Linked DNA regions of Homo sapiens: region 1 is linked to region 2. Evidence: read pairs that join two places in POLR2A ChIA-PET (ENCODE). Cell type or tissue: HepG2. All regions are shown on one strand. Each heading gives the region's core, and the rest is flanking DNA. Links, peaks and the distances in the headings are about the cores only.

Region 1 (5,393 bases), core at 210-5,209, 160 kb before region 2:
CCTATTGCTGGAATTTTTAATCTTCCCAACTGGTTGGTTGTTTTGGCATCCTGTTGGGTGTCACTAGATGCCATTTAAAACAGATTACTTAAATCTAAATTTTAAGAGGAAATTTAGAATCTGAAATGAGAACCTATAAATAATCTCTTGAGTCTTAACTGGCTGGCCAAACAATAAAATAAACCTATAATAAAATTCTGCACATGAGGCAACTAATCTCTAAATTTAAATAACAGTTGCATTTACCTCCAGCCAGGTGTTTGGAAAGTAAATAATGCGAAGCAGTGATTGAGATAAAATATGGCTTTACATGAAAAATCAGTATTTCCACCTTCCTCTTTTTATATTCAAGTTAAAAGTAGCCCATTGAACTTTTAAAAGTTGAAATATATTTCCAAAAGAAAAAAGATTCATTATTTATTGTTATATTGTTGACATACCAGAGTAACACAGAATAGCTTTTGAAATGCATAGACCATCACAATTCCTTTTAGTGATGAAGGGAAACATTAGCATGCTTTGATTTGGCCATGATGTCCCAGACATTGTTTGTCATTAGCTTAGTAAATGGTTTAAAGATAGAGGAAATGATGAACTTCTACTAAAATTTCAGAGGAGACTTGAAAGTTTAGTTTGATTGCAGTGCAGCCAACTTCATATGTTTTAGTGCTATTTTAAGTTGAAATTTCTCCCCTCCTTTTTTTTTAACAATAAATGTAAATAGCAGAGATTTTAGGCAATTGCCAAGGTGTTTATTTGTTCAGTTAGCCATTTCTACTAAAATCTTTGAGCCGTCCTAGCCTCACCTAGCTTGAAGCTAATATTAACAGCATCTGTAGTTCGTTGCTGTTCAAGACTCAACTATTCCTGAGGCTGTTCACCAAACATGTTACATAAATCATTCCTAGTCCTCACAACAGCCCATTCAGGTCGATATTATCATCTCCATTTAACAATTAAAGAAACAAGTTCAGGAAAGTTAAGATCACACGGCTGGTGAGTATTTGAACCATATTGCTTACCTGATAAAATGTAGTCCATTACTATAAGTCCCCCACAACATGGTTGTAAATTCCATTTCACCTAAAATAGTAGCAGGGCTGACAGTCCAACTTCAGCAAAGTTCCTGCATAACATATTTCATCTTGAATAAGTAATGGCATCTTTTTAACCCTTAAGCATTTGATAAGGTTCTTTTGTTGAAATTAATTATTGATAAGAATGGTCGCATGAAAGGATACAGAAAGAGAGATGTTGTGAAAGTTACCCCAGATCATTTAATTTAGTAACAGTAGTTAGCAAAAAATATATATATATTTTTTTTCTTTCTCTAACCTGGATTCTCTCTTGTTCATACTACTCCCAGTTCCTAACCCAGTGCCCCACATTCTAAGCAGCCTTGAAATATCTGCCGAAAGACTGAATACAGAAACGAATAAGTGCATGAAGGAATAAACACATAAATAAACAACAATACTTATATAGGTGTTAGTTATTCTTAAAGTTCTATTATTTGGTGACATGGATTAACATGTCCTTTGAAATTTGAATCCAGGTGGTAAAACCTAGAATAACAAGCTAGTCTATTATACAGATGCTGTTTCTGTCACCCCAAGAAATACTATAAAGTGGCTTCAATGTATTATTATAAATTAAATATGATCGCTTTTTTGCTCTTTGGACAGAAAATGACTAAAAGATGAAAGTGTGTAAGCACACACAGTGGTGTCTGATAAACCTTTGTTGGATTGAGTGGAATATTTCACAGCAATGGCAATAGGTACTTGTAACCAAACTCTCAAATATTGTGTGACAGTTGTTCTGATTAGCTCTATCTCACCATTAATATTTATTGAAGCAAAATCCATCATGGAGAATTCATAATACCTTTTGCATCTGAAATTTAATGGCATATTTTTATGTGAAGCATACCAGTCTCCTAAGCTGTGTAGCATTTTTTTATATTCTTTACTTTCTGCTTAGGTATTACTTTTATAATTGAATAATTGGCTATTTTTTCTTGTAGATTTGTTCCCAATCCTCTAGATTTTCCAAGATCACTATGAGTATTATTAAGTAAACAAAATCATGAACCATGGAGAAAAGTGCTTTTAGAAAAGGGTTTTCATGGTCTTGATGAGCTTTATTTTTTTTTTCTGCAATGGCCACACATATTTTAGCTACTGAACAAAATCTGCAAATAAACTCTTTTACTCATTTGTGATTACTGAATAAAATAGAAGTGTACAATGATATAGGCTCTGATGGGAAAATTTTGTAAACACCAGGTGGAGAGGACACAGAGGTGATGCAAACATCTTCCACATTTTCAAATGTCAGCTGTTCTCAAGAGAGGAAGCTTAAATAAACATCATTTATAGTCTTAGCAGATGTTATCGATACGTAACACTTTAATTGTAGTTTTCCAATATCAGTGCTGTTAATAACAGTTCAGAAAAGATCTGAAGTGCTTTGATTTTAATCAGTGGTCATTTAAAAAATAGCTGTGCTAAATGGCGTATGTTTGTCTTTAAATCATCTCCGTTAGACAGATGGTATCTTTGGAATTGTTGTGACATTTCATTGTTGCTGGTGACTGATGACTCATTGTAGGAAAATCCTTGTGTACACAATACGTGAAAATAAGATTGTTTGGTGTTCTTTCCTACAGCTAATTTTCAAACAGAATTTCAACAGATGTGACAATTTTACCAAGATGTTGTCAAAATAAGAGCAACCCACTGACAAATGAAATCTGGCTCATGTTCAGCCCTTTGGTACCATTCTGGTTTGTTCCAAGTATCAGGAGACTTTGTATCAATGTCAGCCCTGATAACTTGATCATTTCAGATGGCACACTGTCAATTTTTTCATCCTTTCTAATGACTCACTTTGCAATCGAGATGCAACACTTCCTGGTTTTTCTTTTCCTCCACCTCCCCCCACTCATGTATTACCAAAGAAACAATGCTTGTAACTGATCTTTAGTTGTTTGGAAATAAAATGAGATCATCTACTAGAAAGACTTTTAGAGGTCATGGAGAAAGATGATCCATGATGAAGGAACTCACAGGGTCCTAAGGAATTTCAGGTTTAGCTGTGAATGTTAGATTGATAACCTTGCATAGTGAAAAAGGTAACTCCTATGACAATTCAGTCATTGCTTCCTTGACTAACGTGGTGGTACTAACCCTGGGAAAATGAGGTCCACACATAATGATATCATGCATTAGTTTAAGTGTAAAAAAAGGCCGTAAAAGGAGCCCATTATTATCAATGGCAACTGGATGAGCAATACTGTTAAAATACTGGGTTTTATTACAGTGAGCTGACACAACAGAATATTCAGAATCACTTAAAGTAGCCCAGCACAAAACCCTTTAATGATGTATCATCCCCTAGGAGGGCTAATCAAAAACAGATAAAAGAGGGGAGACAATAATATTTGTGCACAGTAAATCCTATTTTAAAAGAATAATGGGATCAAGGTGTAACTTTGTTTTTAAGAAGTGGGTAGTGCGTATAGTAAAATGTAACTGTGTTTTCTCTGAATAGCGTATTTTATTCCTGACCAGTCTTCCAGAAGTATCCAGAGGGCAAAAGTGTGACTGAAAGCAATACAGTGAAAATTCTGTTGTTTCTCCTATTTCTGAAGTGACTGGCGTTGTTATCATACTGCATTATTCACCTACTAGAAAGAGAAAATAGCCCAAAGTTTTCCATTTCCATTATGGCTCCAGTAATTCTCATTCTGTTCCGCTGACTTCTACATGGGAATAAAAAATGTTGTAGCATTCTACACATTGCAGAAAATAGCTTACACTCAAAGCCCTTATCAAGAGAAGAAAGTTTTAATACTATTGCTACCATATAAAAAGAGACAGCAGTCATTTAAAAAGATAGTTTTCATTTCATGTTTAATAATTATCTCCTTAATTATTATGTTTTTGTAAATATATAAAGTTAGTAAGTATTTGGGAAACACTATGAGTTTGTTTTTTTTTTTTTTTTTTTTTTTTTTAGCAAGGGAAGTTTGGTAGTTAAAAATAACCACGATTGGGAGGCTGATGCGGGCAGATCACACGGTCAGGAGATTGAGACCATCCTGGCTAACACGGTGAAACCCCCTCTCTACTAAAAATACAAAAAATTAGCCGGGCATGGTGGCAGACGCCTGTAGTCCCAGCTACTCGGGAGGCTGAGGCAGGAGAATGGCATGAACCCGGGAGGTGGAGCTTTCAGTGAGCCGAGATTGCGCCACTGCATTCCAGCCTGGGTGACAGAGCAAGACTCCATCTCAAATAAATAAATAAATAAATAACCACGAATACTTTGCAATTCATTCGGTCAAGAGGAGGAGACTGTTTCTCCCTCTTTTATTTGGGTTGACCTTGTACCTTGCTTTGACCAGCAGGATATGGTAGATGTGATGCCATGGGACTTCTGAGCTGAGGACTTGAGAGAGCTTGTAGCTTCTTTCTGTCTCACCCTCTTAAAACTTGGTCACCAAGAGGTAAACTGAACTAGCCTGCTGGAGAGGCCAGTGGAGAAGAACTGAGGTGTCCTCACTGCCAGTCCGTTATCTGCCAGATATGTGTAGACAGCCTATTTAGAACATTGAGCCCTTGTCAAGCCACCAGATGACAGCAGCCTCTTAGGTCACCTCAGAGGAGACCAGCAGAAAAACTGACCAGCTGAGCCCAGCCAAAATCACCAACTCCTGGAATTATGAATGAATAAGGGATGACTGTTTGCAGCCACTACGTTTTGTGACAATATTTTAGGCAGGAAAATATTCTGAAAAAGTAGAGTGAAAAATCAGATCCAGCCTGGCCAGCCCTCTTCCCGCAGCCCAGCACATCTATCAGCCCAATATCTCCTGCCATGACCACAGGCCAGTTATGAAAGGAAAGACCACCATGATCCTCTGACATAAACTCTGTGCTGTCACGTCTCCTGGGGAAAATTATTCCACTGAGGTCATAGACTGAGTTAAATTACAAGCTGAGGGATCTCCTCCTGGGGCACCTTTGCTTGTATGATCCACCTTAATGTCAAATGATTCTATCCTTTTTAGTGTCACTGGCTGCAGGCAGGCAAACCTGCTTACTCAAATCAACTTGACATAATAGGAATAAGAATGTAACCATTGTGCAGCAAGCCAGTGACAGAACAGATCCTCAAAGAATTGAGTGGGTCCTCATCTCCTGCACTTGCCTAAAACAATATAAAAGAGTGAGCCAAGGTATATGTGTGTGAATGTATATTTCCTTTACAGGGTAGACTTTTCTTTTGCTTCATATGGGCTACCAGACCTCTGCTTTTGAGCACACCTCTGTTGGGTAACTCACTTATGCTTTTGATCTTCTGTGTATACTTTGCTGTGTTTGTTT
Region 2 (5,393 bases), core at 139-5,138:
AATCAAGTCATCCTGTTTATTGGACTCCTTCATTTGTTGGCTCAGAACATATTTACCAAACACTTGCTCTATGCCAGGTTCAGTGTTAGGACCTGCAGACAAGAAGAGAACAAAGTAAGTGGTAGAGAAAGGAAAGAACACTTAAACTTCAGCAGGCACCATGGACCAACGGTCAATTCTCAGTTCTGCCTATAGGATGCCCCATTTTAGGCCAGCTTCCCATTTATTGCAATTACTCATTGGGGCAAATGAATAACACAAATACATCTGGTTTTTCATAGGTGAAGATGATTTCTGAATATAGATTTGGAGGTTATTGGCATATGAGTAGGAGCATGCTTGGAAAATTATTTTCCTGAGGACATGTAATTTGGAAACATTGAAAACTTTTTGAAATGAAGGTTGTAATGTTTGAGATATGTTTCTGCTTTAACATATCCAAAATGATTTCTAAAGTCCATGTAAAAGGAAGATTTTAATGTAAAATTGCCTATTATTAGATTATTAAAATTATTGAATATGGAAGAAATATGAAGAAGAATGGTGACTGATGTGGTTTGTCTGTGTCCCCACCCAAATCTCATCTTGAATTGTAGTTCTCATAATCCCCAAGTGTCATAGGAGGGACCCAGTGGGAGATAATGGAATCATAGGGGCAGTTTCCACATGCTGCTGTTCTCGTGATAGTGAGTGAGTTCTCACAAGATCTGATGATTTTATAAAGGGCTTTTCCCCCTTTGCTTGGCAGTTCTCTCTCCTGCTGCCATATGAAAATGGATATGTTTGCTTCCCCTTCTGCCATTATTTTAAGTTTCCTGAGGTCTCCCCAGCCGTACAGAACTATGAATCAATTAAACCTCATTCCTTTATAAATTACCCAGTCTCGGGAAGTTCTTTATAGCAGCATGAGAATGGACTAATACAGAGACGATCAGGAGAGTCTTAGATATTGACAGATCTTCACTTTTGCCAATCCCAAATCATTTCATGTGAACATATGGCGTTTCTCCTTCTCTTTTTCTATTTGCCCTGCATTATTCTTTTCTTGTTTCTCATGTCTTGTGTCCCTGTTCAGGAAAACTCATACTTTCTCTTTTAGTCAAGGTTTCTATTGCTTTTTGAAGTTTATTCTCCCTTCTTTAGCTATAGCCACCTTTCTTGAACTAGTTTAAGTTCCTGCCTTGATTTCCTTCAGTGATGAGAAAATTTCCTGTCTCTAAGGGAGTTCAACAGAGTCAGGCTCCCATATGTTGTTCTAGCAGAAAGAGAAACCTACTATATGCCAAAGAAACACTTCCTGTGCTTTACTTCTGCTTCAGAGAGTGTCTCTGGGCATAAGCAGGCTCCTCGACTAAACCTCCAGTAAGAAGTGTCCATCAGCATCACAGCCATAACTCAAATCTAGATATTCAAATTCCTGGCCTGTATATACATTATGTATGTGTGTGTGTGTGTGTGTGTGTGTGTGTACACTTGCATATATGTATGTGTATATATATATACATTTAAAATTACAATATATGTGTGTGCATATATGTATAAAATCAGAATTCTTGTTAATATCCTCATATATTCACTCATTTATTCAATAATATTACTGAGCACCTACTATATGCAAGCCACTATTCCAGGTCGTTGGTATCTAATGCACAAAACAAAGCCTGAGCTGTGTTGGAGCTTACATTCTGGAGAAAAAAAAGGGACAACAATGAAGTAAAAAGTAAAAGATGCAGTATGTCAGTTGGTGATAAGTGCTCTGAAGAAAAATAAAGCAGAGAAGGGAGCCTAGGAGAGCCAAAGGAGGGGTAGGGGATGTTTGCTCCTTTAAATGGCGTGGTCAGGGAAAGCTTCACTGACAAGGTGACCTTTGAGCAGACAACTGAAGGCGGTGAAGGAGCAATAGGGCAGGGGTTGTGGGGGAATAGCATTACAGGCAGGAGAAACAGCAGGTGCAAAGCCTGGAGACAGGACTGTATTTGGCTTTGTCCAGACCCAGGTAAGAATCGTTTCTCCAAATTACACAACTTGGCTGAGGGCAGTGGGCAGGAGAAGCACCATACACAGAAAACACTGTGACCAGTGCCCCCTGGAGTTGTGCAATGAGTCTGCCCTTGCAAGGACACCAGTGTGGCTTGAGTAGAGGGAAGCGAGCCAGATCTCAGAGTGCCTTGTAGACCTGTGTAAGGACTTTGTTTTACTCAGCAGTATGCTAGTAAATGTTTAACAATCAGCTCTTGGGGGAATGAAGGGGAAGAGATTTGACTTTGATTTGTAGCATTTGTCAATTGCTATAGTGGAAACAGTCACACCAGGGCTGAGACTAAGCAGGACGTTGCTGAATGTGGAGCTGGGAAGGGAAGTGCAGCGGTACCAACGCTCATATAGTATTTCTTACATATAGATAAAATAGATGTAAATAGCTGCAAGAGCATAGATGATATAGTAAAGCGTAATAGGAAGGGATGAGTTTTGAGAATGAGTTACCTATGTTTTAAATATAATGTATATAATTATATGTTTATGTAATTTAATTTTTAAGAATGGCTGCGTTTCTCAAGCTTGCAAAATTTGTCAGCTCTCTTGAGCTGGTATGAGCTGGCTTCAGCACACCACTGGATTTCCTCGGAGTGAGGGCTCATAAGCAGTAGACATACACCACCAGACTGTAGAAGGATCGCAGTGCTGTTCTGAAAACAGGTGATAGGTGGTCAAAGGCAGGAGCAGGGAGACCAGTGAGGAGGTTTTCCAAAACCTTTAGGATTCAGCAGAAAACATTTGGACAAACCCTGCACCTGCCCATGGTTTCCCTCCCAAGTAGCTTAAGAGCATGAGAGTATGATCCTGGCCTTAGTCACTTACCTTAATTCCTCTATTCTTAAAGGCCAGGTTTCTTCCGGTTAATGTTTCTGAAATCAGGATTAAGTTGGGATGCATCTAGAAACTGATCATGTACACTTAATACATATGGTTTCTTTTTTTTTTTTCCCCTGAAAAGCTGGTATGAAATCAATGTGGGTTTAGCAACTGATAGCATTTTACAACTGAGAAAACATTCTGTTTTGCTTTGTGAACCACAGAATTGATCGTAGTATTGTTTGTGCCCCCACAATTGAATACAACTGATAAAGGCTTTGGAATATAAATATAGACTTTATAAATAAAGCCTGAGGAAATTGAGAGTGTTTTAGTAGGAAAGACAAACACTAAGATGTGGGGAAAGGTGTAGGAGGAATCAATGAATCAGGTGTTCAGGAGAGCCAGTGAGTTCTTCTCTGATTAAATAAGATAGACAGCCATCTAGGGATGTGATTTAAGGAGTGCTACCTCCCTTTCCCAACAGCCGGCAAAGACAGATTATATTCCCACTAGTTCAGTTCTCTGGGCTTCAAGCATTGTCTCTGGGTGATCTCTGTTAAAATGTCTGAGAGTGACCCAGGAGGCAAGGCACATTCACAGAGGGACCATTAAAAAGATTAATGGGAGGGAAACACCCAAAGGAAATGAGGCTAGAAAATGTTAATGGAGAATCAACGCTGGGTACAGATCTAGTGCAGAGTCTTTCAGAGCCTAGTCATGACTAAACCTCTTTCAACAGGTCCCTTTGACTTCAGCAAGCTTACACCACCATGTGCTGTTGGGGTACCATACCTCTGCCACACCACTTTCTTCCATTGTAATGACTGCTTATCTTCATTCTTGTGTTCCCAGAGTGGGCCCTGTAGAAGCACAGGAATAAAGACGGTTGGCATTAGTTTTACACAAAACCCACAGATTAATTCTACCTTTATTGTTTTCTCTCTAGCCAAGGATAATTACTTTTGTATATTATCCTATCGCACTTTGCAGTTTTTATAATGTCACATCCAAATCTCAGTTTATTAAATAACTCGAAACACAAAAGTCATTCAATAAAAATGTTTTTCAAGCAGTAATTATCCCTTAGGAAGAAAAGTTTCATTTCTATAACTGGTAAAAATAATTTAACGTGAATATAATGGACATTGGATGATTATCATCTTTGAAATTAGGATACACGGCAATACTTAACGATATATTATCTGTTAAGCGTTATCAATTTAGATGAGGGCTGGAAGCCAACATGATTGTGAACCCAAATAAAACATAGACACAGAGATATTTGTAACTATCCAGTTATTAGGTTAGTCATCCAGCTGATTTTTTTAAAGATTATCATCAGTACTTCCTCTTAATCTTAAAATAGAGCTGTACATTGCACCTCTCCAGGGTCTGTGGATTTCTATTGAATCAGCATTGTTCATGTTCAAGATTCTTCACACTCAGTAATACAGGAGTCCTTGGGCTACTGTGCTCCTCCTACCCAACCACTCATTCCATGCTTCAGCACAACTGTTCTGATATGAGTCATATCTTTATCTACTAGGATTCAGCATAAGATTTCATTTGGAAAAAAGAGTCTTGGTGCTACCGTTAAACAATTTTAAAACTACTGGTCTAGTTTATGGGGCACCCTAAAAGATAGACTATGTCTGAATGGAATAGTGCTTGGAGGGGTAAGAAATAATGTGAAAGGTCCTTCTTGCAGGATTATTATATATAAATAAAAAAAAGTTTTCTATTTGTAAGAGGTATAAAAATGAAAGCCACAATTTTTTTTAAAATATAGAGAATACACCTGATTTTTTGGAAACTACTGTGTGCCATGTTTTGTGTTGGGCACTTTGCAGGCTTTTCTCATTTAATCCTCTATGAAGTCTCATTTGACTTCATTTTATGGAGCAGGAAAATTAGATACTCAGATTGTTCTGCCTGCATCTAAAGTCAGGTCCAGTCTGACTGCGTTTCAAACTCTTGGAACCTCTGACATTTACTCAATATTTTAAAGTGTGTATTATAAATAACTGTCTCCCTGAGGTGTGTTAGGTTTGGCTTTGCCCAAAGTTAGTAATTAGGTTGGATGACCAGTCCTGCAACTCCAGCCTGTTGGCCAACTTTCCTATTTGATCTGAGACTCGTTACAGGGCAGTTTTGGCATGGGTAAGAAAGGAGATGAGAAATAGATGAAACCACACTGCAGGATTAAACCTGAAATGTTATTTGGTGGAAAAAGTATTCCCAGGCTAAACTCTAGTTCTTTCATTCACTACTCTGCACACGTCATAAATCAGCCAGAAGAGAGCTATTTCCATATTTTAAATTGCTGCAAAAATCTCTCCAACTTCCTCATTTTGCAGATAAAGCTTCAACATTATATGAAGCAGTGTATGTTGAATTTTAATGCTTACTTCAGAAATCATACTTACTCACTTTGTGTGTTTTTGACGCTCTTCTTACATGCAACCATGACCTAATTTGTTTGCAGAACATGTTTACTTCTGTAGTGGTTTATTATTAAAATGTTTCTAAGCTTCTGT

What was found. ChIA-PET counts read pairs that join two places held together with the same protein. Peaks named below come from ENCODE experiments on the same cell type or tissue, not always from the same donor. Only the 100,000 strongest peaks of a DNase experiment are listed, where the experiment ranks them.
Region 1: POLR2A ChIA-PET joins it to region 2 with 5 read pairs; 1 of 35 experiments calls an interaction of 5 or more read pairs at or near these places.

Annotation. Positions count from the first base shown.
Region 1 is chr13:93,961,112-93,966,504 of GRCh38, forward strand. The region is part of intron 3 of GPC6 (glypican 6); the gene reads left to right. Among named protein-coding and RNA genes, the nearest start is that of GPC6-AS2, 110 kb to the left of the region's middle. In HepG2, for the core only: no CTCF peak of the experiment used is centred there; a DNase peak (open chromatin) is centred at 2,610.
Region 2 is chr13:94,117,557-94,122,949 of GRCh38, forward strand. All of the region lies in intron 4 of GPC6 (glypican 6), which reads left to right. Among named protein-coding and RNA genes, the nearest start is that of GPC6-AS1, 68 kb to the right of the region's middle. In HepG2, for the core only: a CTCF peak has its summit at 2,082 (motif pointing left); a DNase peak (open chromatin) is centred at 2,175; H3K4me3 peaks cover 342 bases.